5 separate regions of the Homo sapiens genome follow, and all the other regions are linked to region 5. The links are chromatin loops, found by intact Hi-C in ENCODE. Cell type or tissue: endothelial cell of umbilical vein. All regions are shown on one strand. Region 1 overlaps LOC107985978 (a long non-coding RNA gene). Region 2 has its middle 540 kb from the start of CPS1-IT1. Region 3 has its middle 30 kb from the start of ERBB4. Region 4 overlaps LOC107985978 (a long non-coding RNA gene). Region 5 holds the start of CPS1-IT1 (CPS1 intronic transcript 1).

Evidence for each region. Hi-C counts contacts between places; a loop is a spot of excess contacts. Peaks named below come from ENCODE experiments on the same cell type or tissue, not always from the same donor. Only the 100,000 strongest peaks of a DNase experiment are listed, where the experiment ranks them.
Region 1: it touches region 5 in a loop (4-fold over the local background); 6 of 110 quality-filtered maps call a loop at or near these places.
Region 2: it touches region 5 in a loop (11-fold over the local background); 33 of 110 quality-filtered maps call a loop at or near these places.
Region 3: a loop joins it to region 5, with 11 times the contacts of the local background. A loop is called at or near these places in 8 of 110 quality-filtered maps.
Region 4: it touches region 5 in a loop (19-fold over the local background); 30 of 110 quality-filtered maps call a loop at or near these places.

The regions. Positions count from the first base shown.
Region 1 is chr2:211,091,443-211,096,442 of GRCh38, forward strand. All of the region lies in intron 3 of LOC107985978 (a long non-coding RNA gene), which reads left to right. Among named protein-coding and RNA genes, the nearest start is that of CPS1-IT1, 480 kb to the left of the region's middle. In endothelial cell of umbilical vein, a CTCF peak has its summit at 2,459 (motif pointing left); no DNase peak of the experiment used is centred here.
Region 2 is chr2:211,155,574-211,160,573 of GRCh38, forward strand. No RefSeq gene overlaps it. Among named protein-coding and RNA genes, the nearest start is that of CPS1-IT1, 540 kb to the left of the region's middle. In endothelial cell of umbilical vein, a CTCF peak has its summit at 2,484 (motif pointing left); a DNase peak (open chromatin) is centred at 2,468.
Region 3 is chr2:212,565,814-212,570,813 of GRCh38, forward strand. No RefSeq gene overlaps it. Among named protein-coding and RNA genes, the nearest start is that of ERBB4, 30 kb to the left of the region's middle. In endothelial cell of umbilical vein, a CTCF peak has its summit at 2,017 (motif pointing left); a DNase peak (open chromatin) is centred at 1,958.
Region 4 is chr2:211,033,849-211,038,848 of GRCh38, forward strand. All of the region lies in intron 2 of LOC107985978 (a long non-coding RNA gene), which reads left to right. Among named protein-coding and RNA genes, the nearest start is that of CPS1-IT1, 420 kb to the left of the region's middle. In endothelial cell of umbilical vein, a CTCF peak has its summit at 1,899 (motif pointing left); a DNase peak (open chromatin) is centred at 1,883.
Region 5 is chr2:210,615,920-210,620,919 of GRCh38, forward strand. It overlaps CPS1 (carbamoyl-phosphate synthase 1), which reads left to right. Exons shown (of 38, transcript NM_001875.5): 21 at 504-622. CPS1-IT1 (CPS1 intronic transcript 1) reads left to right here and starts at 1,652. Exons shown (of 1, transcript NR_002763.2): 1 at 1,652-3,957. In endothelial cell of umbilical vein, a CTCF peak has its summit at 2,011 (motif pointing right); no DNase peak of the experiment used is centred here.

The sequences.
Region 1 (5,000 bases), 480 kb after region 5:
AACTTGGGCATAATCATAAGTTTCCTTTTTATCAATCTGGGGAGGCGTTCGCTCCTACTCTTCTTTCCTTTTTCTTTCCTATTTTTTTTTTTTTTACCCTTGTATTTTATGTGAGACAATAAGGTTTGCCTTTTAAGTTGAAACTTAGGGAAAAACAAAACAAAGCTTGTTCTCTTTCCTGTTAGGTGTTGATAAGGAACACTACAGATACCAGGAAACTGACTTGAATTTTTGGCAGAGGATAGTATTTGTAGCTATTGCCAACTTGACGCTTATACCTATGTGGGAAGTGTGATGATGCTTTTTCTTTCCCTAGATATTGCAGAGGACTTGGAGTGCCATTATACAGCTCTCTCTCATCTCTTTATTATCTGAACAGGAAAATCATTTCATTGAATTGTGGTCACACACCTGGCAAAATTTATTTTTTCTAGATTACTGGCAGTGAAATGTAACATGAAAAGCAGAGAAGGACAATAGTATAGACAAGACATTCTTTCGCCTGTCAGGATGTGATCCCATCTGGACTACGGTATATTGATTGCAAAAATAACCCAAATTCTTCCCTGTATCCATGCCTTTTGTAAGGTATTTGCAACATCTCCCAACAAGGAGGGTATTTCCTCATCCTATAATCTGAGCTGGTTTAGTGACTTGATTTGGTTTAAAGAATGTGACGGAAATGCTGGTGTGCCAGTTCTGATCAGAGCCCTCTGAAGTTTCTATGTACTACCACTCTCCCTCAGATCCCCACCTCAACAAAGAAAATAAGCCCTGCTGGAGTACTAGAGGATGAGAAGCCGTGAGGAGCAGAGCCCAGAGAGCTGAGATCCTCCTTGACCAGCCAACCCTGAGCCAATCCACCAGCTGACCCAGATGTCTAAGCCTGGCCAGCCAAGATCAGTTGAGTTTTGCTTAAATCAGCAGAACCTCCTAGCCCATGTGTGGACCCATAAGCCAAAATTAACATTTATTGTTGTATGCCATCAAGGTTTTGTGATTGTCACGCCAGAGTATTTTTTGTAATTGGAAGTATCTCTTTCCAATGAACCAATGGGCACTGATATATGGCAGTAGGTTGAGGCATCTACTTTCCCTGAGTTTAATTCAAAGACTTCTAGAAGTTCCCAAGCTGTTATTTATATTCGTTTCATGTTTCTTGCAACTAGTTTTCCAACTTCTTTTCCTCCCAGTTTGCCACAGAAAAAGAATGATTAAAGAGTCAAGTCTGTATTTGGAATTCTCAGCTTCTTTTAAAATGTATCTTCCCATGAAGGTTCCCCAGCACACGTGCCTCCTCCTTGCAGTCTCTTGTTAACCTGTTCAAAGGACCCACTTCAGTCACTTGTAGGAATAAATGAATGAAAATGCATACAATATTATGGAAATAGTTGAATTTTAATAGAGCCCAAAGTCTTACATTGTTTTTGCTTCAGTTGTAATCTTAGGCCACTTACAGCAGAATCATCTGGGGGAGATGAGTAAAATGCATATTCTTAGGTCCCACCCTGACTTACTACATCAGAAACAGAATTGGAGCAGAGGTTGATATAGTTAGGTTTGGCAGCAATTTTTGTTTGCTTGTTTCTTTTTTGTTTAGTATGGTTTTCCACTTGTGAAATTATACAACAGACTCAGATCAACAGTCAGCTCCTCCATTTAATTGAATGGGAAACTTTCTTTGCAGTCAGGCATCAAGAAAAACCTCCATGTATTTCAAATATACAGGTTTATATTTGAATGTAAAATTAGAAGAAATAAAGAATTATGCCATGACTGGAAGCACCCAGGGAACAAAAATTAGGAAGGCTATTACCAGCAACCCTATCCTGCAGCACCTAAGCAGCTAGTTCTTAAGAAATTAACCTGAAATTTGCTTCAAACGTTACCTCTGACACCAGCACACATATCTGTCCAAATCTGTTTCTGTGAATTAATGGTCTATCCTTGTCTTTCACTTTCTAGATTTCATGCAAGTGTCTCTCATTAGCTGACTCTAACTTGAAACCAGGTGGAGAAGGGGAATCTGGAAAATGTAGTTCCCAGCTTCTTCCTTGATATGCAGAAATATCTAAGAAGAAGCTGGCAATCAGGACAAATTGACAACAGAGAATCCAGCATATATCGAATCCCTGAAGTGGTGACACTGAAACTGGGATCCAACAGTTTTAAAGAATAAAATCTCCACTTTTAGGTAGGAAGCTAGAAGAAGTATAAGTGTTATCTAAATATTGTTATATTTACAGATAATTTTGGAGAATTTAAACTAAGAAAAGATGGAGATAGGATTTCCTGTCATACTCTATAGGTATCAACAATTCGGTCTTCACAGTTTTATACTCATTGTACATAATGAAATTAATACTTTTTGTAAAATATCAAAAATAAGAATAAAACTATACACTAGAAATAGCAAATATCAAAAGTGACCAGGTGTGACTGCTAATGCCCTCTATTGGTGATAGGCAGGTTGCACAGGTTTTAATTCTGCCACTTATTTGTGAACATTGGTAAGTTCAAAGTTCATGAGCAAAGGACAATCTGTATGTGTGTGTGTGTGTGTGTGTGTGTGTGTGTGTATATATATATGAATTTCCATCTTGAGCAAAAATAAATGTCAAATGTGTGGCAGGGAATGAAAGCAGCTTATGTTTATTTTGTTTACATAATTTTATTGAATGCTTACAACAAGCCTGTAAAGTGAATATTGTTTCCATTCTGTACATTTTGGAGCTAAGGGTCAGAGAGAATAGTTACCTCCAAGTCACATATTTTATAAAAGGCAGAGCCAGAATTTAAACCTATAGCTTCTGACTCCAAGCTGCGTGCTCTTCCCACGTCATCTCTCTGCTTCCATAAATACAATTTTTCAGTATACAAAGTCCCTGTTTTGCAGAGAGGAGAACATAGCATTCTTTTCTCTTTTGCTCTTGTCCTTTCAACCTCCGCTGCTGACTCTCATGATGGAAGGGAGGAAGAACATTTGTCTTCTTTTTTTCAGTCCTCCTAGCATCTATTCCTCCTTCTTATGAGCATATCCATTTCTTTCCAGAAGATTTCCACTCTCTTTCTGTGTGCGGTCTTAGTGAAATGTTGAAACCAGGGTTTGCCTCCTACTACTGAAGCTGAAGTGGCAGAATACTTCAGTCCACCACCCTAGTACAGCTAAGGAGTGAACAGGTGACTCAAGATTGGCCAGTCAAATGCGTTCCTCTAGAGCTTTGAAATTTGAGCAAAGGATGGAAATCAAATTTGAAGACCATGTGATTCAATGGCAGACTGTTTGGTATAAAAATCACTATTGTAGATCCTGTTTCGTTGCTGGTTTAGTTTGTCAATTTTCAAATAACAACAACCTTCCTTTAGATTACGTGATTGTCAACTGCTACTACTCTTACCTTTCTTTTCAAAGTTGGCTAGATTAAGTTTCTATCACAATTAAGAATCCAAATTAATATAATTATCTCTAATCATTAATACATTCACCTGCTTTAATCCATTTAAAATATGTAAATGTGGGTATTAAAAATAAATCCAAGATCTGGAAAAAATAACTTTGTATTAGATAATTTTATTGAATTTAATGTACAGTATGTACATAAAGCAGAAATGCTTTTAGTTTCTTGCGGCAGAGAAAATTCCGTTGCTTTTTAAAATCTTGGAATAAAATAGAAAAAATGGGAACAAAAAAGATAGCATAGAGGTGGGAATTGTTACTATACAAAATTGATGCTGTAAATATGTAAATAATGTACCTCAACTAAGAACTTTCTGGAAGTCTGTGCAATAAGAAAACATGGTCAGTTGCATACATATGAGGATTCTCAAGATAAAAATGACTTACAATTACTCCTGTACTGAGTCTACAGAAAAAAAATATAGTTCTTGTGCTCTCATGTTGTAACTGTACAAAATGCAGCAAATAGTATCTGGAAAGGCACCGCTAGAGGAAATACTACAGCTTGGTTCACTGGCTGTTTTTAATAATATTCCTCAATGTAAGTTAATAGCATTATGCCAAAGTAACATTCACTGAAAGCAATTCTGATGGGGACAAAAATGATATGACCTCAGTATGTAATCCTCTGGGTCTTGTGTTTTATTCATGGAGAGATTTTAAATACGGCACATCTCGGGGTTTTTACACTGTATTGTGCTTTGCAGAAATTGTAGTTTTTTTCACAGATCAAAGTTTTGTGGCAACCCTTTGTTAATCAAGTCTATCAGCACCATTTTTCCAATAATATGCCCAATTTGTATATCTGTGTCATATTTTAGTAATCTTTGCAATATTTCAAGCTCTTTTGTGATCATTATACCTGTTATGGTTATCTGTGACCAGTGATCTTTGAAATTACTATTGTAATTGTTTTGGGATGCCATGAACCATGCCCACACAGCTAACTTAATAAATGGTGTAGGTGTTGTGATTGCTCCGTCAACCAGCCATTTCTTCATGTCTCTTCCTCTTCTTGGGCCTCCCTAATCCCTGAGACACAACAATATTGAAATTAGGCCAATTAATGAGCCTACTGACCTCTAAGTGTTCAAGGAAAAAAAAAAAGTAACTTGTATCTCATTTTAAATCAAAAGCTAGAAATAATTAGTCTTGTGAGGAAGACATGTTGAAAGCCAAGATAGGCTGAAAGCTAGCCTGCTTGTGCCAAATAGCCAAATTGTGAATCCAAAGGAAAAGCTCTTGAAGAAAATTAAAAGTATTACTCCAGTGAACACATGAATGATAAGAAAACAAAACAGCCTTTTTGCTGATGTGGAGATAGTTTTAGTGGTCTGGATAAAAGATCAAACCAGCCACAACATTTACGTAAGCCAAAACCTAATCCACAGCAAGACTCTTCAATTCTATGAAAGATGAGATAAGTGAAGAAGCTACAGAAGAAAAGTTTGCAGCTGGCAGAGCTTGGTTCAGGGTTTAAGGAAAGATGTCTCCATAACATAAAAGGGCAAGGAGAAGCTACAAGAGCTGGTATAGAAGCTGA
Region 2 (5,000 bases), 540 kb after region 5:
TTGTTTAGTAATCATTTAAAATTTAGTTTTGAATTACTATAAGAATTTGGGCTTATGTTATTAAAAGCTAAGTGATGGTATGATAATTTGATAATATCTGAATTAAAACTTAATTCTTATGCATATATCAAACGTGCTAACATAATTTATTTATAGTTCATAGTTCATTGATCGTTCATAGGTGAGAACAGGAAGAGTTTCCATCAAATACATAAAGAATTAACATGATTATTTAGGTAATTTAAGAAATGGGGCCGGGTGCCGTGGCTCACGCCTGTAATCCCAGCACTTTGGGAGGCAGAGGCCGGCAGATCACGAGGTCAGGAGATCGAGAGCATCCTGGCTATGGCTGACATGGTGAAACCCTGTCTCTACTAAAAATACAAAAAAAAAAAAAAAAAAAAAAAAAAAAAAAAAAAACCAGGCATGGTGGCAGGCGCCTGTAGTCCCAGCTACTCAAGAGGCTGAGGCAGGAGAATGGCGTGAACCCAGAAGGCGGAGCTTGCAGTGAGCCGAGATCGCGCCACTGCACTCCAGTCTGGTCAACAGAGCGAGACTCCGTCTCAAAAAACAAACAAAAAAAAGGAAACGAATCCTGATTATTTTTAACATCTCTGCCAGAAGACGGCCAGAAATTAAGAATTTGTTTGTTTCTTTCTGGCTTACTTCTACTAATTAATTCATCCTACAAACCCAATTTAGTAGTCAGAAAAGCAGGGCCTGCCCCCAAAGTGGAATATGTATTCTATTTTCACCTAGGATAATGTCCAATGTGTGATATTTGTATTCTTTAGAAATCCAGCAAAATAATATAGGCTAATGATATTTTACCCAAGAACTTTGTCTTCCTTTATCAAAATAAAGCACTTGAATCAATATTTATCTCAATATGTGATTCCATATCTCACTCAGTAATTTTGTATTGCTTTTTAAGTTTTCAGTTGAAATCATCACTAAAATGTAGCAATGATATAGTAATGATATCATGGGTTTCTTTTTCCATAGAAGCAATTGTTTTTAGTTGCTGATTATATCAAAATCTCATTTTTGAATGCCAGTAGCACTAATTAATAACATGGTAAACTTAATAAAAATTTAACTGCATTACTCAGTAGGAATAACTGAATCCATTATGCCTTTAGAAATAATATATTTAGGTAAGCAAGCATGCATTCGATTCCAGAGTTGGGTGAATTAGTTTTAATATGGATTGCTGCAATGTAACTCCTTTAGGAAGTTTCTGATCATTGTCTTACATATGATTACTAAGAAACATATAATAATTTCTTAACCTGAATAATGTAGTGTTTCTGTTTCTTCATAAATTTTGGGTTTGAAAGATATTAGTTATGAAACATTACAATAGATAGTGTGTAGCAGTTTAAAAATTATACCTTGATTACATGTGTGGGACACTATTTTGTTTGTTATATTTGCAATAAACATATGTCTGGAAGCACGCAAGGATGACTTCAAATAATCTCACCGCTCTCATGAACAACTGATTATTGTGGAAATACTTGTCCTTCTGAGTTTAGGCCACTGAGTATCTTTCTCTACATCCATGAGAAGTGTGTCCAGCACCACCTTTCATGCCCAACTAAAAGTCACAATGGATGATTTCAATATTTGTTCTAGACAAATTGCATTTAATCAATGTGTACTTCACTCTTTTCCTTCATTTCCTTTTTTGTGGAATCTGATGCCCAATATTATTAACCTAATTTATCAACTGGCTACTTTCTAGGCTTTGGGATCTGGCTCTGTTTCTTAACTTCTGTACTTATCTAAGCCCTGTATCATTGAGTCTTTGGAAATGATGCCCTTGTTTGGAATAACTTTAGGACCCAGAGATGACTCATCTGAACTGAGGTTTAAGAAAAACTGAAAATATAAAAGGACAATAATCTTGACCAGGACTACTAAAACAGAAATATTAACCTAGATACACATTGCTTAAGTTGTATCAAAATATTAAGAACAAATTGGTAGTTACTTCTAGAACTACACTCTAGTTATATGTATATATTTTAAAAACAGAGTACTATGTTTATATTTTATCATAGTTAATAAATTATATATAGTAACCATAGAGTATAAGCTTAATATTTTCACCTAAATTTTAGTTTTGCTTAAAGAGTCACTGGTTATAAAGGTCACATTTTGTTATTTCAAAGGAGAGTTACTAGAACAGGAAGTTACAACAAACATTTGCCTTGGTGATTCCATTTTCTTCATCAGAAAATACAAATTAAGTATATTTCTTAACTATCTTAAAAATAAAGATCCTGAATAAAAATTATATTGTGTATTGGGATGAGCAAAATGCAAAGGAGATTTAAACCCCTAAAGTTCCAACATGTGGAAAAGAGTACATTGTTACAGCTTCCTTTCAAAGACTTGGTAATTTCTAGTGAAGGTACCACACACTTCTAAGGCTAATACTGAAGCAGTACATTCTCTATCGCCCCCTGGCGGCAACTACTTTGATTGACAGTACCTCTGTCATGGAGGCTATTAAACCTTTCGGATGTCACTCCTATCATCCAAAAAGTCCACTTCTTGGTCCGTGTTCTCTTACATGTATATTTAGGAACATATATTCAAGGATGCTCATTGCAATAATTATAATGTCAGAAATCACCATTGAGGGCAATTTATAAACATCAGTAGACATAAGAAAAAAGAAAGATTTTGATGGGGGCAATTATGTTGCATACATTTTGATTGGAAACTGGAACATTAGTTATAAAGTTCTGCTATCAAGAACTACTAGAAATGAAGGATGCCTGGCTGGCCCGCTGCTTCAGGGAAGGCTTTACACATGGTGTTGTTACAATCTGATCTCCAGCCTTTAGGTATGGAACCTGAGGACCTCAAGCTGTCAGCCCTCTTAGATGTGATTTTGCTCAGAAGAACTGATTCTCAGTGGCTAATATCACAAAAGAAAGGGATAGATAAACAAGAATGCTGATTTATATACTCACAATGACAGAGACATCTAACTGGATAACTAGCACCTGCCATTTCCCCAGATTCTCCCTCCTTAAGCAAATCAACCTAAGGCAACCAAATAAGAGATTAGAAGGTTAGTCTGTGTGCACTGGGTTAGAACAAAGGGTCATATATTTAGAGATATTTCAATATATGACTCAGAACTAGTTGAGCTTACTTTTTCCTGCTTAAAAGATATTGTCACCCAAGTAATTGATAATAGTTTTTAAAGTTAGCCATCTTTTCCCTTTTCTGAACTAAAGAAATATTTTCGTATTGTATTTGTTTTTTAAAAACAACAAAATACAAAGCCATGCAGATAACTTCTCTCCTTCTCTTACTACTTAAAGTTACTGTATATTTATATACGTGATATATGTGAAATTATTCAGCTTTTTCTTTAGCACGGGGTGGGGGGATACCGTTGGCTTCAGGATATACTCTCAACAATTTGACTATGCTTTGGAGTGCTCTGTAGGCCCATTCAAGCTTCATTTAAAAACTTATATTCCCAGCCATAATAGACTTTGACAAGACAAAAACACCTGTTCTGACTTTCAAAAAATATGCCATTCAGGGAAAAGAAGAGTAAGCACGCAACATTTCTAATTTCCAATCGTAATTGAGATAGGCATTAATATACAATGGTATAGTAAAATCAAAGAGAAGAAAGCAAAACTCCAAAATAGCTGATCTTTGGAAAAAGATTTCTGGAGAATAAAGAATTTGAATTGATCTGAAGAAAGAGTAGGAATAAGTTCTTTGACTGCCAAAAGAAATGTACAGTTAAGATAATGTACAAGCGTACACCTTCCTGATTTATGAGAAACTCTGGTTTTCTTGATTAGAACTTAGAAACAGCCTACTCTTGGTAGCCTCTCAATTCTAAACCTTTTAAGCAAACCCCGTTTGTTGAGATGATGAATGCCGTCTTTCATATTCACTAATTTTAATATCAGAGAAGAATTTTTTTCAGCTTCATGGAACAATTTTGAAGATTTACCTGATTTGGAGTTTTAGTCTATAGTGGAATCATCATAACTAGAACAGCCCATATCTGAATCTCACTGGTTAATTGGGGATTTGATATAATTTGAATTCTTAGTTTATTGCCCTATCAAAGCAAATCCTGTATAGTTGGTAACATTGGCCTTCAGGCTATGAAAACTAGAAAAAACCATCATTGATTTATTCAGTGTTGAGTGTGCATATTTGAAATTTTAATAAAAGTGCCACGTTTCTACTGTTTCAAAATCCTTCATTACTAGGGTCAGGGTATTACTAATTTTATGCTTTCTAACATTTTAATGTTGAGCCATGCACAGTATCTCCCTTTCCTTTATTTTCAGTTGCCAACTGCATCAACAAAGACTACTTTTATCATTAGCCTTTTCCCCAAAGTGATTGAATGCAGCTTCTAGAAAAAGCATAAATCCTCGTGATGAAAAGACGTCGTGCAACTGAGCCTATACCATTCTGCCATATTCTAAATAATACTAATATCAGAAATTGGTGATAATAAGAATTATAGTCCTTTAGCAAGAAGGGCCTCCCTAAACCAAATATTGCATTGGCCAGGTCACAAAAAAATGGGAAGTGGTGTAACAGATTCAGGTCAGCATTCTGTGAAAAGTGCTTGCCACCAACGTTTTGCATAAAATTTTTAGAAAACTTGGTGTCACAATAACAGTTTGACTTAAGGACTGTTTCTGTGCCATCGTTTATAACGTATAACTCGTATATGACCTTTTGAAAACATTTTTATTTTTGTCACCAATATATTGTAAGTATAATCCAAAGACTTTAAATAATCTTCAGATATATACTTCATAGCATTACATTGTATAAAACACTATAATTTATTTAATAACTCTATTTATATATGTATTTAGATTATTTTCCAGTTAGACTATTACAATAATTAAAACTACAAATCCACAGCTTTAAATAAATTCTTGATTGTTTCTCCAAGAAAAAAAAAAACTTAGAAGCTGAGTTATTAGATT
Region 3 (5,000 bases), 1.9 Mb after region 5:
TATAAGTGAGCTTCATAATCTCATTTCAATTCACACATCCTCAGGGCAGCTAATTTTTCTTATGCCAGCTGCCTTGTGTTTTTGTTTTAAGTCTCTAACACTAAAAGCTATCTTGTTTTTTTTCTTAAACCTCAGCCTTCTAGGGAGCCAGTTCCTTTTACAAAAGAAATTGAAAATCCAGTCTCAGTCACCCACCCTTTATTTCCCTGAGCTTTTCAAATATGATGGACAAGTTCATCTTTTATATACTTTATTTTTACTACATATTCATTTAGCCTTTTACTAATAGGAACATGCTTCAACTTCAGAGAAGAGAGAGAATGCTGGATGTTCCTTTAGAGCCTCAGAAAATTGAAGGTATTTTCAGCAGTGTGTATATGTCTGTAATAGCAAGAGGCAGACATTACCGTAGTTCACAATACTTCTCACTATAAACATTTATAGAAGTAAATAATTTGCCATCAGAATGCCAGACATTCCAGAGTATGCCAATGTTATATAGTTAAATACATTTTATTGATCAAATCAACTGAAGGTAATTTTAAATTATATGTTTTGATCTCTCGTGGCTATAATCAGAAGGTCAACGTGAAAAGAAAAATAGAGCCATGGTGGAAGGGCAGCAACAACTTCTGTATGTTTTATCACCAGCATATGGTACTTATTCCTGCTCCTGCAATAATTTAAGCACTTTGTCATTTCTACTTTCAGTTTATTTTAAGCAGCATTAATACATAAAGATCTATGCAAGTATTTTTACTGGAAGTTTCCCATATGGAGATACTAAAGAATTGAACTTAGAGTAACTATTGCTGTATTCAAGGTCAGTCTAACAACCATCACAAGAAAAGTAAAACCTACATTTTATCTAAGGGAAGAAACCAAGAGAATATTAACCTCATTGGTGGACAATATGGCATTTACCAAACACATAATCAAAAGCAATTAGTTTAAATTAACTACACATTGTTTTCAGGTATGTTGTTTACCAGATAATTCCCGTGGCCTAAATAAATCTTATTCTAAATTTTCATGATCAAAAGAAATCTAAAATCAACTATAAAATAATTGCGCTTTCTTTTGCAAATGCTCAAGTGCTATGAAAATATAATAATAATATAGGTAAAGGAAGTGCAACACCAACAAATCTCATGTCAATCGCTGTGATAAGACTTGAATCAGAAATGCAGGAAAGGTATATTTTCATTCTTTTACCTACCATAAGAAATATTTTTGCAACTTCATATGTTAAGCTGATCAGCTAAGACACAATTATATGTAGCAGAACACATCAGGAAAATAAAATAAAAGTGCTTATATAATTTACCAAATGATGTTTTTGCTTAGATGAGTGCATAATTATTAAGGCTAAGAGCCAAGTATTATATTTATTAATTGTTCACACAGCAGAATTTGTAGTCATTTCTTCTTGTTTATACTTTATAAAAATCAACCTATATTTCCTACAGTATTATTTTAAATTAATGAAAATAGTCTGTGTAATAAAATTAGTTCACAAATATTACTGTTCTTTGATGAGTGATAATTTACATTAATGTTTACAAAGTCCTTTATACAAATTTATTATACAATTTACAATAAGTAAATTCAATATCTGTAGGTTTGTATGAGGAAAATAGGTCTTGAAATATTTTTTAGAGACACAGATTAAAAACAATACAGATTTTAAATTAAACTTATAGTGTGGCACAGAGTCAAGAATAACTCCTTCATTGGGTATTCTTCATTTGTATTTCTGTGTAGCTGTTCTACTAACAGTGATTAAAAACAAACAGTTAATAAATCTTTTTCTGAAGCTGGCTTTTGAAATGATATACAATCACATTTTCTTTTGTCTTAAAAGTCTCTATTTTTTGTCTTTCATTTCCAAACTGGAGAAAGCTCTTCCTTCTTCCCAGCCCCCAACATCTAGCGTGAAAGCTCTGGGCTTGCCAAAGCTAATTCCTTTCCAAGAAAGGGTAGCACTGCCCCCTAGTGGACATACAATATACCAAAATAATTGCACAAAAGGGAGAAATAACCATAAAATTTTAAATAGAACAATTCAATAGCAAGAATTTGAATGTATTGTTGTGTCTGTTTTTTATGTTTATCTTTTTTCTTTTTTTTATTTTTGAGACAGAGTCTCACTCTGTCACACAGGTTGGAGTGTGGTGGCATGATCTCGACTCACAGCAACCTTCTGGTTTCAAGCAATTCTCCTGCCTCAGCCTCCCGAGAAGCTGGGATTACAGGCATGCGCCACTACCTCTGGCTAATTTTTTTTTTTTTTTTTTTTTGTATTTTTAGTAGAGACGGGGTTTCACCATGTTGGCCAGGCTGGTCCTGAACTCCTGGTCTCAAGTGATCCACCCACCTCAGCCTCTCAAAGGGTTGGGATTACAGGCCTGAGCCATCACACCCAACCCATGTGTCTGTTTTTAGATTTGTGCCTGTATACCATCCATTTTTCAAATAGTAATGGTCTGCATATGATGTTGGCAGTCAGCCATGATTTGTTAAAGCAAATGAAATCGAAGGGACAATGAAATTGTTTCAACTTCAGTAGAAACATAAAATACTATGTTGCTGTTGCCACTGAAGTGAGCACCAGAAGTCATTCGGATTCCCAAGGCCCACAGTTTTGTGATAACCATTTAAACCTAAACTCAAATATCCAGTCCTATACCCCCCACTACATCATGTGTCCTTGTAAGTTCTTACAGTATCATTCCTTTTCCTTCACAGTATTTGTCACAGTTTGCAATTCTATGGTGTGATAATTTGCTTAATATCTGTTTTACCCACTAACCATGTGAAGGCAGAAACTACCTCTTATGTTCACTATGATATCCTGACCACTTAGCACTGTACTTGGCACAAGAGAGGGACACTGGATATATCTGATGAATTAATAAATATGCCAGGAAATTTACTGAGAATAAAAGTGGAGTTGAGGTATACTCTAAAAGTTTAATGGTTTCATGCTAATTTCCACTTAATAAGGTGCTCCTGTAGCCATGCCACTAACAACGAAACACAAAAATAAAATCAACACACTGGCAGTTCTGTCTTTATCTACCCTTCCAGTTTTCAGCTTTCACAATCTGCTTCTCCTTGTTGGTTTTAATATCCTTTTTCTTCAACATGGCATTATGATTTAGCAATGGATCCTTTACCAGAAAGAAATGAGTATCCGGCTTATAGTCTTAGTAGTGCTATCATCGCCAGCCCATACCCTGACATCTGCACAGAGGGCCCCATATCATTACCCACCTAACTCCCTTTATGGCATCATCTCTTGTGTGAAAGGACACTCCATACCTCGATTTCCTTATAAACTTCCTGGTCTTCCATTACTTTGTCTCCTACTCCTAACGACAAATTAATTGCATTTAATGATTTAGTGGGAGATTATATATTTCCCTTAAATTAAATAATTTAATTTTAACTAGATCCTTCAGGGGATAATCACTTAAACCCTGACAGTAATTGACATGACTTTACAGAAATAGATAATATTGAGCAGGTGAGATTGTTCATCTTTGAAATCACATGTGCTCAATTTTAATTGTATGGCTGGGTCCCAAGCAACCAACAAAATCATTGTTTAACCCCAGCTAATTAGCAGTATATATTTTTTTCTCTTTTTAAAACTGGATTATTAACATGATGACTAGTGAAGTTTGTTGTGACAAGAAAGTACTACTATCACGGCTTTTCTTTGGTGATAAAAGACTTGAATACATACTTATCTATAATCTCCTTAATTGTAGCTGTTTCCCTTAAAATAAAAGATGTAGAGGGTAAACACTATGTCTTTGATAGCCTAGATGATAGATACATATATTTTTGATAATGAGATAATTAGACTTACCTGCTTATCACCAGAAGGCAGACCTAGGATCGAAGGAGAAAACAAAGGAAAGCAAATCTATGTTCAATATAATAAAATTTCTAAAACATGTTGATGTTGAAAAGACATTGATTTGTTTATGAGGTTTGATACTCCTGCAGTGTAAGTTGTTTAATTAGATATCAGATGGTCATTTCACAGGAATAAATATTGTAGAACTTATTCCTGGATTTAGTAGATTTTATGAATAGAGCCCATCGAGCTCTATTAAGGGGCTCAGACAAGTTCATCCAGACTTAGTCTCTTTCCACTTCTTGGTTCTGCTATCAAAAGTGTACATTTTATTCAGGTAAACTCTCTTAAACTTAGGTTGGCAAGATAGGTACCAACAGTATAAGTTTAACATCCAAACTTAACAGCCATTCCAGTTGAGATAGAGCTTTATTTTCCCAGCAACAGTTCGGAAATGGATCTTCATGTCTTGGTATATATAGTGACCAGAATGAATTATATGGCAAGGAAAAATATTTTGATTAACCATTCGGACCAAGAGATTACAGAAATCAGTCCCACCCAAATCACAAGGACTGAGAGTGAGGAGCAGGAAAGTTCCCCAAAAACCAGAGTATTATTAGCAAAGGGAAAAATGGAGGTTGGGCAGTCAAAAACAAAAGAATGGTTTATAGTGGGACTTTGATTTCTAAATCAAAGTAAAGATACTTTGATTTCTAAAGTATCTTTCAAGTCAAAGATTCTATGATTTACAAATTTCTTTTATTTTCTAAATGTAATTGAGATTAATACTCTCTGAGGACTTCAGATTATTTTTATTTTTGAAAAAGAATGTTTTTTTAAACCACATTTTCATTGATTTGGGATTTCTTAAAACACTCAATATCAATAAGAATGAGAATATACGTGCATCATCTTTATGAAAGAGGTCCTCTAGGTAACATTATTCCTCACATCTGAATACGCCATATTGCACTACATCTTTTGCATCTAGTAAAAATCATTTATGATATTTCTTCAAATTAGTATTTGTGTTTCTTTCATAGAAAGTCATGAATATGGTAAGAAAGAAGATGATAATATTTGGGAATTCTATTGTCCAAATAAAATCTCACTACTATTGATGACTTAA
Region 4 (5,000 bases), 420 kb after region 5:
ATATTGATATACATTCATTTTAATAAACACTGTGACAGAAACATTATACATCATCAATATTGCTGATTGATTTAGAACCTTAATCCCATCCTAGTCAGCTGGTAATATCTACCACCAGAGGGCAGAGAGTGAATGCTAATGATGTAATGTGTGTTATCCCATCCAGGGTAATCCTATTCTAGTGGCATTCTCTAAGTAAATCTCAGAGTATTATCATTAAGAGGGTTCTCTTGTCACAGACACAACCACCACAATCTCATTTTCTCTCCTAAACTATTCGGCTCAGATCGCTTAATTTTTCCACCCATATCCTTTCAAGATAACAGAAATACTTCTGCATTAATCCTTGTCCTTAGTCTTTCAGTCAAGAACAGTGAAGATAAAAAATATGCACAAATAAAATACTATTTGTTGGTTCTGTATATAGGAAGAATGAAAGGGAATATTTTTGTAATTGCAGTATGCTCTATTGAATTTGGAGTATAGATTAATAGATTTTTCAGTAAATTTATTGTTATAACCAGTAAGCATTTTCATTCTATTTGGAGAAAAACTAATTTCACCCAAAATTTTTGAATCCAGGTTCCAATCAGTTCTAAACACGTTTGATGGCATGAAATTTCAATTTATTATATGACAAAACAAAAATATGTATATGCATCTTGTAAATGAGTTACATATATAAAAACTCCATCAATGACTCTTCCATTTTAAAATAGGAATTATGTGTCTTAGTGCTAAAAACTTAAATGAGTTTTCTCAAACTATTTTATTTATTATTGACTATGACCATCATATAGAATACCAGTGTAAATTGGATACTTCATAAATAGTGATTTACAGTTCATCGTATGCTGGAACTCAAGAACATTTTTCATAAGTTGGCTTTATTGTTTTCTGGACAAGGATTGTTCTTGCTTAGCATGACCTTGGTTCAGGTGATGAATTCTATTATAGAGCCAAAGAAGTTTATGTTTTTTTATCTCCTTTTCATCATTGTTTGGCTCTACGAAGATTAGATAATGCATGCTCTCTGGAAGATGTTGAATGCACATGAAATCATTATGTGAACACACTGCCAGTCTTAAAGCTGAAAATTATTTTGAATAGTGGATTTCAGAGCTGATCAACTTGGCTTGGTCTCCTTTTTCAACCTTAAAAGTTAGCATTTAGTGAATGAATATCACTAACTAATGTAAAGGTAAATGCCAACCAGATTGTGTTGTCTCTCAAGGATGGCCCATCTCATATATCCTCACATATAGAATACAAGTGCAGTGTTAGGGAAGAATTCAATTTTTCTGTGCTGCTATTTTACAGAATTTATTTTATTAGAGATCCAGTCCACTATTCTTCCTGCCAATTTTCCTATAAAGTCTGATGAGATCACCTAACTAAAAATTATTAGAAGCACTAAATTTGCTTTGAAAATAATAGTCACACAGAATTATTACTCTACTTAATCTTTGAATATAATGCTCTTATTCTTTTGTGTTCTAATAAACTTGGAAAATGATTATTCTTACAAGTTAACAAAATACTTAAAAGCTTACTAAGCATCTACAACATTCTAAGAACTATGTCAAGCCCTTCAGTTTTATTTTATTATTTGTCCTATGTTACTGATGGGGAAATTGAGAACTAGAAAAATACCTTTGCCTTCTGCCAGATCTTCTGATTGGAAGTGTTAAGTGCCCATGCCAGTTTCATTTTGTTAGATGAAGCAGATCTCATGGCCCAACCTGTCATCACTAGAATAGGAAGTCTTTCCAGAACCATCTCATCAGGGAGATGCAACAAATGTTTTGATATAAAAACATCTATGACCAATGCAATCATGTATCAGCAAATGCAATTAGAGATGATAGGAAAGGGCACACTATACTGCCTCCTGGTGGTTGTGAAACTTTCAGAGAGAAAGCTATGCATAAATTAAAAAGGACCTTTCAGGAAATGTAAACAGATAAAGACATGATACGAAAATGCCAGCTGTATTTGGGGAAGAATAAGCAGATCAGTTTGAGCGTAGACTTGTCTCTGAGGTAGTGATAGGAAATGTGGCGAAAAGTACATTTTGTGCCATGCTAAGAAGTTTTTACTCCATCCTTTAGGCAGTGTGTGTGTATGTGTGTGTGTCAGCAGGGGAGGTAAAAGAATCAGGAGTCTTAAAACTCCACAGCAATGAGAAGGTTTGAACTGGGTTCAAGATTGGCCAAGTGCAGTGGCAAATGCCTGTGATCCCAGCACTTTGGGAGGCTGAGGCAGTTGGATTATTTGAGATCAGGAGTTTGAGACCGGCCTGGTCAAAATGGTGAAACCCCATCCCCACTAAAAATACAAAATTAGCCAGGTAATTGGTAATTTTGGTAGCGGGCCTGTAATCCCAGCTATTCGGGAGGGTGAGGCAGGAGAATCGCTTGAACCTGGGAGACAAAGGTTGCAGTGAGCCGAGATGGTGCCACTGCACTTCATCCTGGGCAATGGCAAAACTCCATCTCAAAAAAAAAAAAAAAAAATCTGGCAGCAGTGGGTGGGGGTGAGGGAGGGCTTGGGGGTAAGGGTAGAAAGAGAAGGGAGTAGGCAACATCTACGGCAATCAATCCTCTTGGTGTCCATTGCACAGTCCAGGCAATGGCTTTACCAAGATGTGGAGGGTAGAGGGATAGACAATACTCAAGGGAGTTTTAGGCTCAAATAAGTACATGTTAATATGGTAATTCTTCCTTCAAATAGAAATACCTTAAATACAAACTGAAGTTTTGCAAAGCAAAATGAAGATGTTTTTTAAACAGTGTGCTTATTGAAAGTAACAACTTGGGCATAGTATTTTTCTTCTGACATGCATTACAAAAGGGACTCACACAGGTCGATTTTATAGGCAAAAGCTGGACAATGAAATACTGACTTGGCTTATATAAATAGTTTGAACTGAACTTAACCTTATGAGAAGAACAGGGGCAAAGATTATAGGTGATTGTAATTTTTGTAAGTAGTTAAAATGAAAAGATTTTTGAAGGCTTTTTCAAGTAAGGAAATTGTACAAGATAAAACAAGAAACAAAATCCCATTTCCTCAGAAATACGCTAACTATTATGCAATATCTAAAAGAAAAATATAAGCGTTGATGCTTTTCTCTCAAGTTGTCTTGTTTGTGGGTAATATTTTTCTTTTCCTGTGAAAATCTGGAAACCCAAGTTGTTTGTACTACTCACATACAAAAAACCTTCCACTTATATCTTTAAGGAGTAAATGTGTTTTATCCTTTCTTTTCTTGTCCCTGTGGTTTATTTCCAATATTCTTTATTTTTAAGAAATGCTTGAAGTGCTTCGTCTGGTACTTGATTTAGTTTCTGGTGAACTTGCATAGAGTATTATGATCTATTCAAGTGTATATTATCTATTCAATTCACACAATGGAATTGGAATAACTCAGTAGTCACTTGCATGCATATATTTAACTAGAAGTTCCAAATTTCCTATATTTAAATCTTAGGAGAATCATTTCGTATGATTAAAATACATTGTTTAAAAGCACCTTTTAAAATCTCAAAAATGACTCAGTTCCAAATTCTCTAACTTGTACCTTTCTATTTGAAGCTACATTTTTCTATTTAGGATCTCATGCTGTTTCCAAATCAATACAAGTTTCTGGCAAAAATACACTCTGCCATCAAAATAAGAAGTGTATGTTTTACTTTTTCTTTGTAAAATTTGGTATAATATCAGTAGCATGTTATAGAAGTGAGTAAGGTTTACTTGATGTGACTAGTTATTGAATTTGAAATGTTTACATTGGTATAAAATTTGAGTATTTGAAACCTTCGTTAAAAATTAAACAATTTTGACTCAAAGATACATTACTGAAAGCTCAAAATTTTGTTTATACCTTATTTATGTGTATTTTACTTATTGTAATAATAGAATGGTTTAGCTTATTTTTTCTGGAGACTAATACTGGGAGTCTATGGCCAAGTTTCTGATAAGAGAGATGATTTGGAAGATGTATAATCAACAGTGATATGAACGTGTGCTATCTGTTAGGGGTGTCATCTATGTCAGGCACTATAGGAGGCATGTGTGGTTTTCTTTTATTTAATACTCTCAACAGCCTGGCAAAGTAGACATTGTCATCCCCATTTTATTGATGTGTAAACTAAAATTGTAAAGGAGTCACAAATAATTTCAAGTTCACTCAGCTAGTAAATAACAGAACAAGGAATCAAACCCAGATATTACTCTTCAATATGAAAGGTAGTATGAAAAAACTACCTATTCTGTTCTACTATGGGTTGAAAGGAGGCATTAGAGGATCGGGCTAATACATACTGTGGAAATGGGGTGTCCATATAAAGCTGCAGTTTTCTTCAGAGAAGTTGCCCAGTACCCTTTTTCTGGGTGGATACTCTATATAAGGATAGTGAAGCTGGAAACTGAGGAAAGAGGCAACAGCAAAGGGGAATCTCTGATCAAATGCTTCCTTATTGAACATATAGTCCCACTTAGAAGAACTACCGTAGCCCAATCAAGACTTAAACTGCAAGGATTCCCTTACTAATATTTTGGCATATCTAGAAAATGTACCCACAAATGATGGGAACTAACAAGATTACAGTTTAAAACTGAGGAATAAGCCCTAGACTCTGGTAAAATGATGAATTAGATGATTTTTTTTAAAAGAGGCCCTTATAAGAGGCCCATGGTACTGGTACCAAAACAGATATATAGACCAATGGAACAGAACAGAGCCTCAGAAATAACACCACACATCTACAACCATCTGATCTTTGATAAACCTGACAAAAACAAGAAATGGGGAAAGAATTCCCTATTTAATAGGGAAAACCTAGGCAATACCATTCAGGACGTAGGCATGGGCAAAGACTTTATGACTAAAACACCAAAAGCAATGGCAACAAAATCCAATATAGACAAATGGGATCCAATTAAACTAAAGAGTTTCTGCATGGCAAAAGAAACTACCATCAGAATGAACAGGCACC
Region 5 (5,000 bases):
ATCCGACCCATAAATTCTCACTGACTATTGTATGTTTGTGTGAATGTGGAGTGAGGTGATAAAAATATGCTATCTCCTACAAGATAACTATCAACACTACAAGTTAAGAGATCATTATATTAATTCTAGATTTTCTTACCAATTTGGCTTAACTGTAGTTTCAAGAGACTTTCTTTAATTCCAAAGAGATGTACCAAATTTAGGGTATAATGGGTAACACAATCAAATAAAGAGGAGCGAGTCAAAACCTGTTAGGAGATTTTTCTGAGAACACACCACTCAAGGCAAGCACCTACTCTGTATGCCATTTGTGGATATAGTTGGCACCATCTTTATGTTTATTGGAAGGAATGTCAGTGATGTCAGTTTCATGTTTTGTAACTCAGTCTACAGTCTCGGGCTCTCTAAATAACACACAGAGGCATGACTGCTATGTATTTTAAACCAAATAAGACATTTAGAAAAATGTTTGCCAAAGAAAGTATCTCTTCTCCTCTTGGCAGGCCATTGATGACAACATGTCCCTTGATGAGATTGAGAAGCTCACATACATTGACAAGTGGTTTTTGTATAAGATGCGTGATATTTTAAACATGGAAAAGACACTGAAAGGCCTCAACAGGTAAGGCAGTGCTGCTCTCATTCATGCCAGACACCTTCAGTGCAATTTTTAAAGAGTCTTCTTCCTACTCTTAAGCATTTGGTCTACATTGTGATTCAATGAGGTAGATAGTGCCATTGTTGGAAAATAGTACCCGTAGCCAGAAGACAAATGGCAGGTTTTTTTTTTTTTAGATGTTTACCTTTAGAAATGTATCCATTAATCTTTTTAATCATCTTCTATTCCCACCCTTGTCATCAGACATAGTAATAAGGTCTTTTGAATGCACAAAATTGGTATACATTGATGAACGTGTATTATTTAATTATGAAGTATTATCTAGATTTAAATTTTATTAATCAATTAAATGAATATTTGTTTTCTATAAATTTTCCTCTACATTCTGAAGTCTGTTTTCCCCTTTTAATATCAATCTATACATTGCTGTATATTGAGGAGAAAATGCATTCCTTTTGCGCTCTACTGTTTTTAAATTGGGACATTCAGTTCAGCATACAATTAAGCCACATTCAGGTTTCTCTTAACAGACTCTTCACCTCTGACTAATTTACATTTTTATCTCCATCATGGCCAATTATTTTTAAACTTCATTTTATGTTGAGAATATTTTGATAATGTAGTCCTTAAAATCTACTTTTAAATTTTTCATGGGAAACTGCTGGGGCACCTTAGGCTGATGAAAGCATGGATCAGTTTTAAACATCTATCTTCAATAAGAGGAGCATTTATTAGCAGATTAAGAAAGACAATATAGTCCTCTTGAACTTCTTCCCTCTGAAAGCACTCTGAAATACACTACTATTGGAAAGACGTCTTACCTGCAAACTAGGGATGTGTTTAGAGAAGGAAAAATTTTGTTTGTATAAAAATTGTTCTCAAATGATTTGACAAAATGTAGATACTTTAATCACTTAAAATATCTTTGAGGACAGTGGAAAATCTCAAAACCTGGATTGCTCAACTATTTAGCAATTGCAACATATACTTGGGTTACTGTATTTGCCTGATCAATATGTGTACAAACTAGGTAATAAAACACTTGCTTTTCTTTTTGAGAAAAATTAGGTTCTTTTTCATCTATTTAATTATTGCCCATGTCAAATGCTTGGTTTTGAAAACTGAGGAATTCTATCTGACAAAGATGAAACCAGCTATAGTTGCTTGTAAATCATCCTTTCTAGTGATCACATAAAATGAACAGTAGACAGCAAATAATTTAGGAATTGAACCTATACATTTATCTTATAATTTTGCTGACTTAAGTTTCCCTTTCTTGGTTTATGATGCCAGCAGAACTTCTGTGTAAAATTATAGTCTGTTCTACTGTTCTCAGTTTCAGGCAACTGATTTCAAATGCCTATGAAACCACTCCAATTAAGCCACATGGGGGTGCTAGAAACTTATAGTATGCCAGTCACAGCAGTGGAAAAGACCTGGGGTGGAAAATAGCAGATGTTATTGTGATTTAAATTTCCACTTGACATACGTTCTGATTTTTGGACAAATTCAATGTTTTAATTGAATAGTTTTCGTTACAACCAGAAGGCAGGTTGAGATTCTAACTAAGCATAAATAAGGGTATATTGATAGTGAAAAAGGTCCTTGGAGGATTAAAACAACACACTGTTACAGATCATTTATAATATTTTTCTGACTTCCACATTCTGTTGCATTTATTTGCCGACAATTTGACATTTTCAATCTCCATTTTCTGGCATAAATATATTTGTAAATAGGGATATTTTCTATTGTTCATAATGATCTACATTTAAAACTCTTTATGTAAAGCTTTATATCATTTCAAAAATTTCAAAAACTTACACTTAAAATCATCTCTACTGTATAAATTTGTTTTTGATCCAGGGAGGTTGAAGTGTCTATTATATAGCAAAAGCTAAAGTAAACCTGAAGTGGAACTCACAGATGATCCACGGCGTTAGCAAACCTAAACCCTGAACTCATTATCTGAGTGTCACTTTATGGTTTAATTCCTTTCTTTTTGAAGTGTCATTGATGCACGCATAGCAATTTGATAATGATTGTTATTTAGCGGTATTAGATAAATAACAAGAATAGATGGCCACTAAAGCTACCTGTCTCCATCATTTTGTGGCACATAGGGGTCTGAAGTTGAAAGAATACGACAGCTGATGGAATGAATGTTAAGTATGTAAGGCCTTGAGTTTCCTTGCCCTATTTTAATTATACTCACCATTAGTCTGGGTCTGAGTCCTCTGCTTTTTCTCGGCCCCTCAATATCCAGGGAGGCTTAGTCATCAAGGTACGTACTGCTCCAACAGTAACAAGAGCTCCCTATTAATGACCTATAGCTGACTTACATATTGCGAGTTTGGAGAGAGGCTGAGAAGATTAGTTGTTCTTTTTCATTTGTATTTATTTATGGTTTACTTTGAAGATCTCAACTGCTTCTGTGTTAGAATGGCTGTCTTTAGCTGTAGGCCTAGGAGCTAGCGATTTATTTGGTGTGCGTTCAGAGAACTCCAAAATTCTCCTGCCTCAACATCTATCTCTGCTGCCAATGTACCGCACTCCCTTTGTACTTTTCATAGAGATCCTTGAGAAGACAGGCAGTGGGGCTCTCACTTGGGAAAAGAGAAGTAAATTAAGAGAAAAAATATAGAATGCTAGACGTGGGTTTTCTGGTTCCACCCTTGTGCATTGGAAGGAGCAGACTATGGAGCCAGAGATTGGTGCGCAGTCCTCCCCACTGTAGAATCAGACGTACATCACCTCTTTCATTTCTCCAGATTCATGTTCTTTCTCTTAATCTCTGCTTCTAGTTTTTTTGTGAAGCTTAATTTATATAAGTATAAATGACATCTGACATATTGTGAGGGCCCAAGAAAATTTTTCCTCTTTTCCCCTGAAAATAAAAATGCTACTTGTTGTAATAAAGGTTACTTTATGATTTTAGATATGTATTATATATTATGATTTTAGATATGTAGATATGATAGTTAAATATTTAAAGATTCATTTTCAGACTCACAATTTTTATTTGCTTTTATATTTTGCAATGTATCATTTCTTAATTTCCTTTATGATGCATCACTTATTTTAATATCAGACCTATTTTTTAAAGGAAGCAATTGATAGCTACGATGCAAATGCTATTCTTATTAAAAGATAAATAGCTTTCCCTTATGCTAATGAATAAAAATTCCTACTCTACAGTTGTTAATCAATCTCGAGTTCTAAAGTCCGATAAACACATTTAATAGCAGAGGATGAGCATATCATTAAATTGATGGTCAGTCTCTGACTTGTGTTTACATATAGTCATCTGAAATGAAGTTCAGAATTTGAGTCCCAAATAGACTATACCCACGCATGGACACAGGGAGGGGAACATCACACACCGGGGCCTGTTGGGGGGTGGGGGGCTAAGGGAGGGATAGCATTAGGAAAAATACCTAATGTAGATGACGGGTTGATGGGTGCAACAAATCACCATGGCACGTGTATACCTATGTAACAAGCCTGCATGTTCTGTACATGTATCCCAGAACTTAAAGTATAATATAAAAAAAGAAATATAAAAACAAGAACATAGTTTATGTTTGAAATGTAAACAATAAATGTGCTTATTTATGCAATAGCTTCAAACAATATATTTTAAGATAAAATACAATGGAAATTATTAAAAAAGATATACTCACATATTTAGTATATATAAATATTCACAGACTGAGATGGGGAAAACAAAACAATGATTGTAACTAGGTAGATATTATGGAAATAACTGATGAGTTTTCCATGCCTGTGAGATAGTAGAAATTATAATCAGAAACCCTTCTCTTTGAAGGGGAGAGATAAACATGTTTCATGTTCATGATTACGTATGAAGTCTCATCTTTCTGCAGGGTGATGAGACAAGAGGGATAGGTGTATTAGGCCATTCTTGCATTGCTATGAAGAAATATCTGAGACTGGGTAGTTTATGAAGAGGTTTAATTGGCTCACAGTTCTGTAAACTTCACAGGAAGTGTGGTGCTAGCATCTGCTTGGCTTCTAGGGAGGCCTCAGAAATCTTACAATCATGGCGGAAGGCAAAAGGAAAGCAGCCGTGTCCTATGGAAAAAGCAGGAGCCAGCCAGAGAGAGGGAGTCGGTGGGGGAGGTGCCACATACTTTCAGACAACCAGATTATGCAAGAATTCACTCACTATTGCCAGGAGAGCACCAGGGGGTTGGTGCTACATCATTCATGAGAAATCTGCTCCCATTATCCAGTCACCTCCCACCAGTCCCCATCTCCAACACTGGGGATTAAATATCAATCTGAGATTTGGGCAGGGACAAACATAAAAACTATATCAACAGGTATCAGAATAATCAACTCAGCATCCTAGCTTTGA